Linked DNA regions of Homo sapiens: region 1 is linked to region 2. A link is a loop called in an ENCODE intact Hi-C map of the cell type or tissue named here. Cell type or tissue: MCF 10A. All regions are shown on one strand. Each heading gives the region's core, and the rest is flanking DNA. Links, peaks and the distances in the headings are about the cores only. Region 1 overlaps ANKFN1 (ankyrin repeat and fibronectin type III domain containing 1). Region 2 overlaps PCTP (phosphatidylcholine transfer protein).

Evidence for each region. Hi-C counts contacts between places; a loop is a spot of excess contacts. Peaks named below come from ENCODE experiments on the same cell type or tissue, not always from the same donor. Only the 100,000 strongest peaks of a DNase experiment are listed, where the experiment ranks them.
Region 1: a loop joins it to region 2, with 5 times the contacts of the local background. A loop is called at or near these places in 4 of 110 quality-filtered maps.

What each region holds. Positions count from the first base shown.
Region 1 is chr17:56,316,277-56,323,427 of GRCh38, forward strand. The region is part of intron 3 of ANKFN1 (ankyrin repeat and fibronectin type III domain containing 1); the gene reads left to right. Among named protein-coding and RNA genes, the nearest start is that of ANKFN1, 170 kb to the left of the region's middle. In MCF 10A, for the core only: a CTCF peak has its summit at 3,454 (motif pointing left); a DNase peak (open chromatin) is centred at 3,435.
Region 2 is chr17:55,766,864-55,774,014 of GRCh38, forward strand. PCTP (phosphatidylcholine transfer protein) reads left to right here. Exons shown (of 6, transcript NM_021213.4): 2 at 472-589; 3 at 4,243-4,322; 4 at 6,861-7,032. Among named protein-coding and RNA genes, the nearest start is that of PCTP, 19 kb to the left of the region's middle. In MCF 10A, for the core only: a CTCF peak has its summit at 3,582 (motif pointing left); DNase peaks (open chromatin) are centred at 2,928 and 3,548.

The DNA of each region.
Region 1 (7,151 bases), core at 1,206-6,205, 550 kb after region 2:
TCACTGTGATTAATTACAAAGAATTCTCTCCTTAATACTAAGGATCTGATTCCATGAAGTTGTGGAGATAAACCAAGGAGACTTTTCCATTTGTAAAATGGAGGAGGTATTTCTTATGGCAGTAGAAAGCTGAGCAATTTGGCAGGAGACTGGGTCATAAGCCACCCACTCAAGTATCATCTAAGGAACACTTAGGCTGTGAAATAAATGGAGAAAAGGACCTGGAAAATACGGAAGGCTTCTTTAGAGATTTATTCATTTAGCAGTTAGCCAAGGGTAGAGGACCCTTTTGGAAATTTGGTCTTGGGGGCCTAAAATTTAACTTAAGCCTGGATTCAAATGCCAAACAGAAGTATTCCTAGAAGAATTGACAAAAAACAAAAAAATCTCATTTTGACTGGCACTCAGGAGAGAAAAATAAATGAGGGTGGAAGGAGGAGAGTTTTCTTTATGGCTTGACTGACCACCAAAGCTATCCAGATTCCTCACCCAAATCACCACCCACTGAGTGGGGCCACCTAGGGTAATTAAAGGATCAAATGCTCCTGTGCTATACTGTAAGCATTTAAAAAGCACCAGTCCCACTAATAGAAACATCTTGTTGGCTTTCTCTGAAGAAAACCTGAATAGAGAATAGAATTCTATTAATGAGTGAGGCACATCTACATTAGTTCCTTTTTAAAAAAGAAAACATTCCTGATAAATAACACACGTTTAAAGCAGATTTCAGCACACTCTCTGGAAAGAGAGATCACATATATTGACTCTGAAATATCAGACCATATGTCCAATACAAACCAAGACTAGCTGGGTTGAAATAAAGCATTTTTTTCTTTGTGGCAGAGAAGTTCTTCTATGTGTTAAGTGCTCTATGGCTTCTTGACATCATAACATGTTAGAGCTAGAAGTGACTTTCAACGTCATCTAGCATGACCCCCTCACTTAGAGGAGAAAACTGAAGGTGTTTTTAAAAAAGAAAAAAGCCAGAAGAACCTTCAAGAACATTCCAGTTGCTGTCCAGAAACATTGCAAATCAACCTTTTTAGATGCTTTAGCAAAAGGGAAAACTCCAGCTTGCCTTCATCTTTGACTCATAGGAAAGGTGTAAATCCCACCCACGTAGTTAAAGCTTTCTTGCTGGACTCCCGCTTATTTTGAATTTAACAAAGGCTAAAAAGCCCATTGTGAAATGTTTGTTTGGAGGGCCAGAATCTAAACTTGCATTCCTTGTCATGGTCATTTTTTTAAAAGAAGATGACAGATTAGAGTAACAGAAGGGGAGAGACTCCAGCAATGCTAGACATAAGAGACCATCAGAAGAGGATGCTCTTTCTTTCTGGCTTGCTGTTGTTATTTTTATTTTCCACATACTCCTAAGGGTATCGGGTTTATCACCATGGCTGGGATGGGGCTTGGAATGTGGTGGACAATATGACAACAATTTCCTTCCTGGTGTGTCCCTGAATGGCCAGTGCAGTCAACACATAATCAGACAATCTACAGCTGCACTGTTGCTGTTGACAACTTCATTATGCCTGTGATATTCAGCTGGGTAATTCATTTCTCCAGCTTGGCAATATCTCCTGATATGCCTAAATGGGTTCAATGTAATTTTGTAAGCTTTTGAAGATGCTTACCCTTCCCTTGTGAGACACGATACACATTGTCTCCCCTTGTGCTTAGCTTTGTCCTAATATGGGAAACAATGATAACCACCACCAGGAAATAGCATTGCCTTGTTCAGCTCTTTAGTGCAGATTGAGTCTCCAGACCACAAAGGCAGGAAATATTAGTGATTGGAATGACACAGTAGGTCACTTAATGTCCCTTGTAACTGCCTTTTTTTAAATTTTATTTTTATTTTTTGGCCTGCCTCTGCAATTAACCTTCATATAACCAGGGCATTTTTCTACAAAACCAGATGGCCTTGCCAAGGATGTAAAAATAGATAATTAATGGTTCTGGGGGGGGTGTGCTGGCCTTTGGCATGATACCTCTACCCTCACCAATACTGTCCTGAAATGGAAGAAGCAGATAAGAAAGTAGAAATATGAGCATGCATAGCATCCAACACCAAAGCTGCCCTTTTCCTTAAACTGGGAAAAAGTATAAAATGCATTCCTCTGAGTTCTCTTTAATTCTTTTCAATTAAACCTATATGTATTGAAAATTATCTACCATGCACAGGGCCCCAGTCCAAGAGCTGAGAGGGAAATTCAAAAATCAATGAGGCCCGGGTCCTGCCCTCATGGAGATTTCAATCCAGTAAGGGAATTACATAGAGCCCCAAGTAACTCTAATGAAGTTAGGCTGTGCTGAGAGTTTTAACATCGTTATAAATACTACAAGGAGAGAGGAGAAAGACATTCATTCCATCGGGAACATGAAAGAGAGGTAAATAGTCTGTCTTCAGGGCCACCTTCCTTATTCCACCAGCCAATCTGTATTCTTTTAAGAAAATCTGGTCTGCTGAGAATCTTATTGGAGTCAACGTCTTAGTTCTGAGTTAGGACTACTCATCCTATCTGATTTCCAAGTGCTTGTTTGTCGTCATTGATAATGATCTGTTCCCAAGTATCTCAAATGAAAATGGAGAAGATAGCATAAAGATAGGTCAAAGAGTCTTTCAGGTTATTCTTTTATCTTTTTATCTACCTGTTTTCTTGACTTTATAAAGCTAAATTCTCCTAAGTGGACTCCTGTTGGCAAGTAGAAAATAGAGACTGAATCTGTGACTTTTAACTGCAGATATTTCAATATTAAGATTTTCTTTACAAAAAAAATGAGGAGGAAGAAAAAACATAGACAAAGGAGGAAGAAGAGGAGGAGGGGTCTGCCTAAAATTGAGTAGTCATTTATCCTTCAGTATTTTGACTAATCAACGAAACCGTTTTGACTTGTCTATTGAATAGTCACCTCATGGATTCCAGCTTCCGTGCCTACTGGTGAAGATTCATATGATTTGATGGGTAGCTGTACACATACATAGGGTTTTGAAAAAGCTGAAACCCTGAAGTCTGATAAATGTTCTATTTTTTAATCTAGACAAACATTGGTTTATGAGTTATCAAATCCTAGAGTATTAACTATTTCATTTTCAAATTGTTTGAGAATTCTGCACAACATCCTTAAAGTAAACCAGGGCACAAAAATCATCTTTGGCTTTGAATCACCAATAAAAGACTTCCCCAGAGGAACGGCCAAAATGAGTGTTGTAAATGGAGAGGGATCCCAACATCTCTGCCATGGATAACAGTCCTCTACCACAACCGCACTACAGTCCAGATATCCCTATACAAAGGCATGATTGAGGTCCAATTAGCCACCAACCTATTACACACTTTATTCATTATGACCAAATCTAGTGCATCAAAGAATACAGATGGCCTAGGGATTGGTCATAAGAAGCAACCTGTGCTGGCTCCTTTTAAAGAGAGTTAGGTGAATACTGCCACCTATTGATAGGTGAAATTTATGCTACAAATTCCTACTGATGTGCTAATGCTTATCAGAGCTGATCTCATTTCTCAGTTGGCCAAAGCATTTTATCAGCCCGAACTTCATAATTATTTACATGTTTTTGATGAAAAATAATTATGTTACATTAATGTAAAACAACTAACGAAATGTATTATATTTCTTATTATATTATTATACATATTATGTATTATTTCTTATTTCTTGGCAAAGGAATGAAGTGGAAATACCACAAACTTTGCAGAGACCTGGGTCTGAGTCTCAGCTCAGTCCCTAAATGCACATAAACAAGCTGATTAATCTCTCTGAACCTGAGTTTCCTCATCGATAAAAAGTGGGTAATCCTACTTTGTAGAGTGTGAGAATTCAGAGATACCATTGCATGGCACATAGAAGGTATTTGATAAATGGCAGCATTTATTTTTCCACTGAGCTATTAAAAGTAACTATTTTGATGCAATGATTGGTAATATGACAAACCACATCATGTATCAGACTCTGGTGAACTCTTCCACATGGTTCAATTATCCTTTGGCAATGCTACTTGTCTAGTATAGTATCTTTGACATCCAAAATTAAGACAGTGTGAACATAAATATTATAACCTGAAGTGTGCCAATTGAGAAAATAAGGATAAATGGGCTTCATTACCAAATGTCTCCTGACTGCCCTAGAGGATATATGGGGCCGAGCAGATAAAGAATTATGATAAAATGTTGGAACTGCATATAAATGGGGCTTTGTGACCTGCTGGATAAGGTTGAGACTTAGAGCCAGACCCAGGAGGCTCACATTCCTTCCTCGGCATGGTGTGGGGGATCCTGGGCTCATACAGACAATAGGGGATTCATAGCTTGAGAATTCTAATGATGACTGAAAGGAGGGTGGCAGCCAGGACAAGAAGGCTTTTCAGAAGCATGGACTCCGATTATCACGTCGGTGCTACAGCCCGGTGAGAGGCTGCTGAGAGGACGGATGAAGCTGTTCTTGGAAAGCTTTCAGTGAAGTGTTTGTAACCTCCTTTAAGAGAATCCCGTTTCTCAAAAATGTGGCACTGGAAAATCCCACATGATTAGTTCAGATAAACACTCTGTCATCGGATTGCACTACGAGGAATATGGGCCATCTCTTTTCGAAGAGTCTTTTTGAATGCAATGTGTCTCGTCTCCAAGACTTAGAGAAAAATTCTAAAAGAGGCTTTCTCAGGATATTTTGAGACCGTTACTTTTAGTCTGAAAGGTCAATTGGTGCTTAAAACAAAATAATCAAGAACTAGCATGCCCGTGAGCAGTCTGCATCTTTTCTTTAGGAAAAAAAAAAAAAAAAAAGTCTGCTTTGGATTGAATAGCCAATGCACTCCCCCACCCCTTTTCTTTTTTCTTTGGGGATTAGAAATTGAGAGGGAGGAGGAAGAAGAGTTTCACATTCATTACTAACAACTTCGCACATAATAAGCATATTCAGATACACCCTGGGGTGTTAGTTTTCTTTTCCTATTTTTTTGTCTCCTTTTTAGCAGCTTTCGGTAAGTAGCACATTTTATTTTTAAAAAAAGAATCGGAGCCGTTATTGAGCAGCCTCGCCCTAAGGAAGGTCAAGAGATTAGGGAACGGAAGTAGGCTGGCCAGGCTCTTTGCTGACCACAGTAAGGGAATGCCACTTTCTTATAATTTAATTTTGAGATCCTGATGAAAAGGCACTCCCTAAGAAAAAAAAAAAAAAATCTTCGCTGAAAAAAAAGTGAAAAATTGTTAGAAAATAGCCATCAAAAAGTGATCAATTTAAATTTATGTCTAACAAACAAACCACATGGAACTAACCACAGGGCAGACATGCATTTGCAGCGATATATGGACATTCTCAAAATATGGTCAGGATTTTGCAGGGGAAAGTGGACATTACTGGCTTCTGATGTTGGTGGGCTTTGGCCTAATTTTGCAAGTATTCTGAAATTCTATACATCATATGTCACAAATCAGAGGAGAGTATACTAAAAGAGACCTTTGAATTTAACTGGTCCAATGCTCTCATTTCACAGGTGAGAATAATGAAGCCTAATGATAAAAAGTAACTTGCCCAAGATCACACAGCTGGTGAGGGGCAGCTCAAGGACTGAAGTTCAAACTCCCGTTTCCCAGACCCAGGTTCTTTCCAATGAGCTAAACAACTGTAGTGGGAAACCGCAGACTCTCACATTTCATGGAAACCCTGTACCCATGCCCCCTGGAAATGGCCCTCAATGTTGCTAGAGGCAGCTCATCTGTCACAGCCTGGGCTAAAATCTTTACCTGGTGCTAAATGGGTTCTTCAAAGCATTCTATGAATGTCTAGGCACATTGACATGACTCCAAGGACTCAGCTTCTGTTCTTTTCTCTGTCTTAAAAAAAAGAGCACAGACCACAACCTGCATGCCATAATTATCTCTAGGTGTATGTACTGGAATAAATTAATGTCATCATCATCCGCCATCATGTAGGCTAAAACTTTAAGTCACCTTCAACGTGTCTCTCTCTCTCATCCTCCCCATCCCCCACCTATACTATTGACAATCCTGTAAGTTCTATCTCCAAATATAAGACTTTCATCTCCTAATTTACATCTTCACGGGCCTTCACACCATCAGTGTCTTCCTGCTTCTGGGTTCTCACCACTATCCACAATGGCCAGGCCAGGTGGATCCTAATCAACTGTTCTGGCATTCTCCTGCTCAGCTCACTGTCACCTATGGCATAACATCCAAACTCTTTAACATGGTGTTCGAGCTCTCCCCAATTTAGCTCCTGCTTACTTTTTGAGACCAATTCCATCAGCTCTTCCCTGCATTATTCACTCCAGTACACTGGACTACTTGTCATTCCCTAACAGCCCCGGAACTCTATGCCTTGACACTATGCCGTGACGCCGAACCTGTTTCTTCTTTTCAACCTGTAGAGAGATCTTCATTCCTCCAGTTCCAGTTCAAACGCCACCTTCTCTGTGAACATTTTCTATGTGTTACAGAAAGAAGTAATAATTCTATGTTCCCTTAGCACATTGCTCATACTTTTTTATGGCATTTACTTAATTCTGCCTTTTATTGTAATTGGTTGCATATCTCATGCTAAGTATATCTCTTTTATCTTTGAAAAGATGCCCTGTTCATCTTTGAATGGGAGCAATGCGCCCTCCCAACCACATTGCTTCATTTAATATCTGCATATAATAAATGATTTTCTTTCTTAATTTTACTGAGCACTTACTAGGGCTGGAGGTGTAGTGGCTGAAGGAGAAAGATGCAAAATAAAACACAATCCTTGTATTTAAAGGAGCTTTTAATTGAATCAGTGAGACACATTCGCAAATATCCTAAGCAAGTTAAATAACTGTGGGGGTGGAATTGGGTGGAGGGGAAGTTCTGAGTGTGGAACAAACATTCTCAGTGTTCCAAATGAGAACATTAGTATTATGACATGGAGGGTGGAGTAATGGGGGAGGAGTAGAAGGAAAGAAAGGGCAAAGCTGCCTTTAGATCCCATCTCGTGCTGTAGTCATTATTAGAGTCTTCTCTAGGTCTGGCTAATCTCACTTATACTTCTCTCAGAACCAGAGAAATCTTCCTAAAACAAGACTGTGATCATTTAACTCCCTGTTCAAGTGTTTGATGTTCAATGAATCAAGCATCAAATAATTGCAG
Region 2 (7,151 bases), core at 718-5,717:
TTACAATCCCACCAACAGTGTAAAAGTATTCTTATTTCTCCACATCCTCTCCAGCACCTGTTTTTTCCTGACTTTTTAATGATTGCCATTCTAACTGGTGTGAGATGGTATCTCATTGTGGTTTTGATTTGCATTTCTCTGATGGCCAGTGATGGTGAGCATTTTTTCATGTGTTTTTTGGCTGCATAAATGTCTTCTTTTGAGAAGTATCTGTTCTTGTCCTTCACCCACTTTTTGATGGGGTTGTTTGTTTTTTTCTTGTAAATTTGTTGGAGTTCATTGTAGATTCTGGATATTAGCCCTTTGTCAGATGAGTAGGTTGTGAAAATTTTCTCCCATTTTGTAGGTTGCCTGTTCACTCTGATGGTAGTTTCTTTTGCTGTGCAGAAGCTCTTTAGTTTAATTATGTGGAATGCAGCTTTCTCTCAACTTGGGAACCAATAGACATTTCTACCTGTTCTGTTTTTATAGAAGACTGGACTTTATGAGTATAAAGTCTTTGGTGTTCTGGAGGACTGCTCACCAACTCTACTGGCAGACATCTATATGGACTCAGATTACAGAAAACAATGGGACCAGTATGTTAAAGGTGAGTGATGCTTGCTTTTCTTTTTTTTTTAGACGTACTTTCACTTTTGTAGCCCAGGGTGAAGTGCAAAGGTAGGATCTCAGCTCACCGCAATCTCCGCCTCCTGGGTTCAAGCGATTCTCCTGCCTCAGCCTCCTGAGTAGCTGGGACTACAGGCGCCCGCCACCACACCTGGCTAATTTTTGTATCTTTAGTAGAGACAGGGTTTCTCCATGTTAGTCAGGCTGGTCTTGAACTTCTGACCTCAGGTGATCCGCTTGCCTTGGCCTCCCAAAGTGCTAGGATTACAGGCATGAGCCGCTGCACCCAGTGCTTTTTTTTTTTTTTTTTTTTGATCATTAAAAAGTAGATCTATTCTGACCAGATGCAGTGACTCACGCCTGTAATCCCAGCACGTGGGGAGGCTGAGGCGGACAGATCACTTGAGGCCAGGAGTTTGAGACCAGCCTGGCCAACATGGTGAAATCCCGTCTCTACTAAAAATACAAAACTTAGCTGGGCATGGTGGCGCATGCCTATAGTCCCAACTACTTAGGAGGCTGAGGCACTAAGAATTGCTTGAACCCAAGAAGCAGAGGTTGCAGTGAGCCAAGACTGTACTTCAGCAGGGACAACAGAGGGAGACCCTGTCTCAAAAAAAAAAAAAAGTCTAATCTATTTTTATTTATTCTTGCCAGTAGAAAAAAATAAAATTAACTTCTACTACATAGTGCTTCCTATTAAATTTTGGCACAAAAGCATTTTAAATGTTGGACTGAAATGCACTTTTGCTATTGCTAGGACTTGCTCCTTACCTAGTTTTAGATCCTCTCCACAGTTTGCTCTTGGGGCTCCTTTGCTGCCACTTTTAAGTTGTGTGATCCTCCCATGTATCTAGGTTGTCATGAAAGGGGAGGAGGTGCGGTCCAAGTTTTGGTTTGAGAGTTGAATCAAAATTTTCCAAACAGAGAAGAATACATGTATGTGAGGAGGTAAGAGAGGGACAGGATGACTGGTTAAGAGCATTCTAGGCTCAGGGATCAGCATTAGTAAGGTCAGGAAAGCGTGAAGCAATATGTTCAATAGCCGCCAGCAGTTTGGTGTTGTTGGGTTGGTTGGAGTAAGAGAACCTATCCTAGGTCTTCGACTACTGTTAGTACTAGTTCTACTACTACTATTGTTAGTACTGCTAGTACTAGTAGAACTAGCTAATAGAACTAGTACTAGTAGTAGTCGAAGAGCTAGGGTAGGTTCTTCTACTACTAGGCGAACTAGGGCAGCTGTTGGGTCCAGATCCTCCAGGGCCTAGCATGGCGACCAGGCTATCGGTCTTAGATTTTTCCCTGTAAGTTATGTGTTATGAAAGACATCACACAGGGACTTCTCCTGCCACTTAGAGCTGGAGTAGCCTCTGCCAACCCAGTCATAGTGGAATGGAACTATGAAACTAGCCAAAGGCACATAAAGCCTTTAGTCAAGACTCTTGGTTGCAAGTAACAGAAAGCCAACTAAAGACAGTGTAAGAAGAGAAAAAGGAGTTTATTAGTTCATGGCATTGAAAAAAGTCCAGGGGTTTCTAACTTTGAGGACAGCTGCAACAGGGAACTTAAATAATTTCATCAGGATTGTTTCTTTCTCCATCTGTAGACTCTGTTTTCTTCTGTGTTGACCTAATTCCTAGGCAGATTCTTATGTCATGGCCAAGATGTCTGCCAGAAGATCCAGATTTATATTCTAACCATATGAATAACCCCAGAGGAAGGAGAATTCTACTTTTCTAGGGATGACAGCCAGATGCCAGGATTGGCTCTTGTCAGCTCAGCTTGGAGTTTGTGCTTATTTTCTGTGGACATTCATCATGGTTTTGGGCAACTTAGTGTTCTCAAATACTCTTCCTATTTAGGGGGCAGTGGGATGCTTACCTATCCAAGGGAACAGCCAGACACTGTCTGTCCAGGCCTCCCTTGCAGCCAAGATACAGTCATGTGACATAGACTCTGCCAATAAGACCCACATGTGGCTTCAATTTGGAAAAGAGCCATGTGAGGAAGCAGGCAGCATGGAAGATCCATTTTTCAGTGACCAGTGATGGCATCTGACTTTAGGGAAAACAACTGCTGAGTCTCTGATGTTTGCTCCCCAACATCAACAGCTTTCACTCTGGGTTCTCATCCAGTGGAAGCAGCAGTTAGGCTTTGCTGGAACAATCTTGAGGTTGGAAATCTCACTCTGGTCCATCCGAGAGCTTTACTAAATCACTTTTTGCTCTCAACTTGCTAGAGTGACTAACTACGACTCTGGACAGATCTGCCATCCCTGAATTCGTCACCATGGCCGTGTCTTGCTCATTTTCCCAGCCCTGAAATTACTGCAGAGTCAGTCTTGCGAAACCATGCAGCTGAGAAGTAGGGGAAGGGTGATGCCCTGAAGGAAAATTGAGATGCTCAAGGGGCGATCAATGCTGAGCATGTAAAAGCAACAGATGTCCACCTCTCCCTTTCTTTTAAGGACTCTCATCAGCCTCCTGTGACCTTAATGGGCTGGCACACTCCTTAATCTACAGTGTGCTTCTAATAGATTTTCTTTCAAAACCTAAATTATCCCTCCTTACCATCTCCTCCAGGGACTTTGGGCTCCTTTAACTGGAGGTAGAAAGAAGTTTACTGCACAGCACAGTCTGGGGACAGAGGGTGTGCATGCCATTAAATTTCTTTGCTATCTCCCTCCAAGAGTTGGCTGCTGTTTGCACATAATAGTAAGACGGAAGGATTATTAGGGAAATTTGGTCACCCTAGCTGTGGCATAGTGCAAAGAAACATGGGAGAGAAGAAAGAAACTTGGGGTAAGCCATAGTTCTGCTGATCTCTAACTATTCAAGAAGGACGTTGCTCATTCTGGAACCTTCATATCCGACCTATGAATGTGCTAGACTGGGTGACTCCGTTCCAGGTTAGCTGTAATGGATCAAGGAATCCTAAAGGGGAATTAAAGGGCTCAGAAGCAAAACTATTGGTACTCTAGTGACATCTGGTGGTTATCCTGAATTTAAAACCTCTGACTATTTTTTTGATGTCTGATTTTGTTTCATTGCATTCTATCAAGAATATTGATTATGCTATAGAATGGCCAAGATTTGTTGGCTTCTTTTATTTGTGCTGTGTTTTTCTATCCACTAGACTCTGTCCCTGGGCAATAAGCTTTCAGTGGAAATTAATCGGTTTGACTTTTTTCTAGAATTTTATACCTTATGAGTTAGTGGTTTATCATAACCTAAGAGGTCATCTTTTTTTTTTTTTTTCTTGAGACATGGTGTCATTCTGTCACCCAGGCTGGAGTGCAGTGGTGCAATCATGGCTTGGCTCACTGCAGCCTTGACCTGCTAGGCTTGGATGATCCTCCTACCTCAGCCTCCAGAGTAGCTGGGACTACAGACATGCACCACCATACCTGGCTGATTTTTTTGCTTTTTTTTTTTTTTATATATAGAGATGGGGTTTCACCATATTTCCCAGGCTGGTCTTGAACTCCTGGACTTGAGCAATTGACTCACCTTGGCCTCAAAAAGTGCTGGGATTACAGGCATGAGCCACCATGCTTGGCCTAAGAGGTCATACCCTTATTAGTTGTAGCTAAAAAGGCTTCCAGATGCATTAACTTCTTTTGCTTTCCTTTAGAACTCTATGAACAAGAATGCAACGGAGAGACTGTGGTCTACTGGGAAGTGAAGTACCCTTTTCCCATGTCCAACAGAGACGTATCCTTTCCACAAGGTACTCATTCCCTGGCCCTCTAAGTGTTTCTGTGTTCCTCAGCTGCAGTCTATTGCAGAGAGGTAGAGCTGGTTTCTCAGCAGGCACAGATAACATTGTCTCTGATTCTTGCAGCAGCATTTGCTAAAGATATTGCTTCTTGTATGGTGTTTGGAGAGCTCAGAGTGTGATTTCTGGGCCCAACCACATGAAGTGTCTGTAATTTTGGTCACTGGAGAGCAGCTCTTACTTTCCTAAGAAGTTTCCTAGGCCTTGAAATTGTCAGGCCACAGAATTGGGGATCTGGAAGGAACTTCTTATAAAAAGTGCTTGTTACAGCTCCCTCAGTCTACAGAAGGAAAAAGGGCTCCCAAAGAGGTGATAGGACAGAGGCACATAGGTGGTTAGTGGCAGAGCAGGTGCTGGAACTCAGGCCTCTGCATTTCCAGCTCTCTCCGCCTCCCCCATCTCAGTAGACCCCACAGAAATCCCTCCTTGATTGTTGGCTCTGGACACTGACTGTAAGCTTCTTCCCCTCAATGTCCTTGTTTATGAAATGAAGCAGTTGAATGAAATGTAGGGAGGCTTGGCTGGCACTGTAAGGTCTTCAGAAGCCCCCTTAGGACTAAGCTGGGGGGCTAGGATGGAATTTTGGGGGTGGGTAGGATGGAAGTAGGATGACTCCTAGGTAAGATTTTGACTCCTTCACCATGCTCTTCAATCCCAGCAGCGGAGTGTTTTACAGGTTCAATTTCCATGTAAGATCCTTTTAGCAAAGGGTCTCTTGGAGTCAAAAAAAAGTTTGGAAGCCACTGAATTAGATGAACTGCCAACACTTCAAAGGTGTTCTGCCAAATTTTAATCACTATATCAAGATAATTCTTCCTCCGTGGAGTATCAGATGATATCTATCACATGAGCTGAGAAAGTTGGGGGAGAGAGTGGAACAATATTTGCTAAAAGGAAAAAGTAAAAGGTGTAGGAGAAAGGAACCCAGTGACAAATCAACATCTCTTTCCTGAAACATTTAAGAACTTTACTTATTAGTGTATAAGAGCATGGAGCAATAGACTGTCCAATGTGAGGGTGGGGCAACAGGGGGCGCTGTCAAGACACTGAGGTGGGACTGAACGCGGGTGGCTCACGCCTGTAATCCCAACACTTTGGGAGTCCAAAGTGGGCAGATCACTTGATGTCAGAGTTCGAGATCAGCCTGGCCAACATGGAGAAACCCTGTCTCTATTAAAAATACAAAAAAATTTAGCTGGGTGTGGTGGGCGCCTGCAATCCCAGCTACTCCGGAGGCTGAGGTGGGAGGATCACTTGAACCCAGGAGGTGGAGGTTGCAGTGAGCCGAGATCGTGACACTCTACTCCAGTCTGGGTGAGACTCTGTCTCAAAAAAAAAAAAAAAAAAGACACTGAGGTGGGTGGAGGCTGAGACGGCTGCCATGTTATAGTAAGTGTAATTGTGTTGTGCGTAGTGACTTTTTGATTATTTTAGGTTTTTGATTCCTTTGAGTGGGAAACCCAAAATTCTGTTTTATGAAAGTGTAACTAACAAACTAAATATCTGAGCTCCATCCAACTATGAAATTCTAAGTAGGTTTTGGAGCCAGATCTGGGATAAAAATTCATGTTTCATCACTTCAGCTGGGATGTGGGATTTTTGGCAAGGTTCTTTTCCTCTCTGAGCCTCACTTTTGTCATCTGTAGTATGGGGATACTCATACCAAACTCACAGGGTCTTTGTAAGGATCCAAATTTAAGCTGTATGTCAAGTGCATGATGTTACATGATAAAGGCTCGATAAGTAGTGATTCCTGTTGTTTCATAGACTTTCATTATCCTCCCTAGAATAGTGCCGTAAACTTAAGGGTTCTTCTGTCAAGGCTGATGGACATGAAATGGTTTTGTTATTCTTGGTAAACTAGTGTTAGCCCAGAGAGGACATCTGCCTACGAAATATTCATGTAGTCCCATGTCTTCCTATGGTCATCAGCTGTAACATTGCTTGACCATTTACTATGCATAAAGGTCAGTAATTAGAGCATTGGGTGAGGCCAGAACAAAGAGGAATGACACCATTGTCTGTCGAGTGCTTACTCTGCCCAGGTCTTTCTCTAATGCCCCCACCAAGCCTGTCTGCAAGGCAGTGTTACTCCCTTTCCTACATAGGGAATCTGAGTCTCAGCAAGGCTGAGTAGCTTACCTAGGACCACACAGCTGTTAAGTGACCATTCCTCTGTCATCTCCCAGTGCCTTCTTGGAGAAAGGAAATGTGGTTTCCTCACATAATTAAAAGCATGAAGGGATCACTCACAGGTAAGTAATACATGCTCTTTGGTGAGAATACTAGGTGGTGTGAGGCACAGTCTTGCAGTGCAGGTATGGAGACAGGGCACGTCAGTGAACTAGTGGTAGAAAGGAGCAAATGCCAAGTGGGAGGCACAGAATCACCTCCCTTTGCTTCCAGCTTGTGGCGCTTTCCTTCTGTCTGTCTACAATGCTGGCGTTGGTGTCTTGCCTTAACTGGCTATGCAGTATGTCTACCTTCGGCAGCGGCGAGACCTGGACATGGAAGGGAGGAAGATCCATGTGATCCTGGCCCGGAGCACCTCCATGCCTCAGCTTGGCGAGAGGTCTGGGGTGATCCGGGTGAAGCAATACAAGCAGAGCCTGGCGATCGAGAGTGACGGCAAGAAGGGGAGCAAAGGTAAAACCCATGGTGCCTGTCAGTGCACCCAGCCAGGGGTCCCCCACGGGAGGGCCAGGCTGATGGGGGGACATGTCGAGTACATGAAGCGTATCCCTGAAGGTCAGAGGACAGGCAAA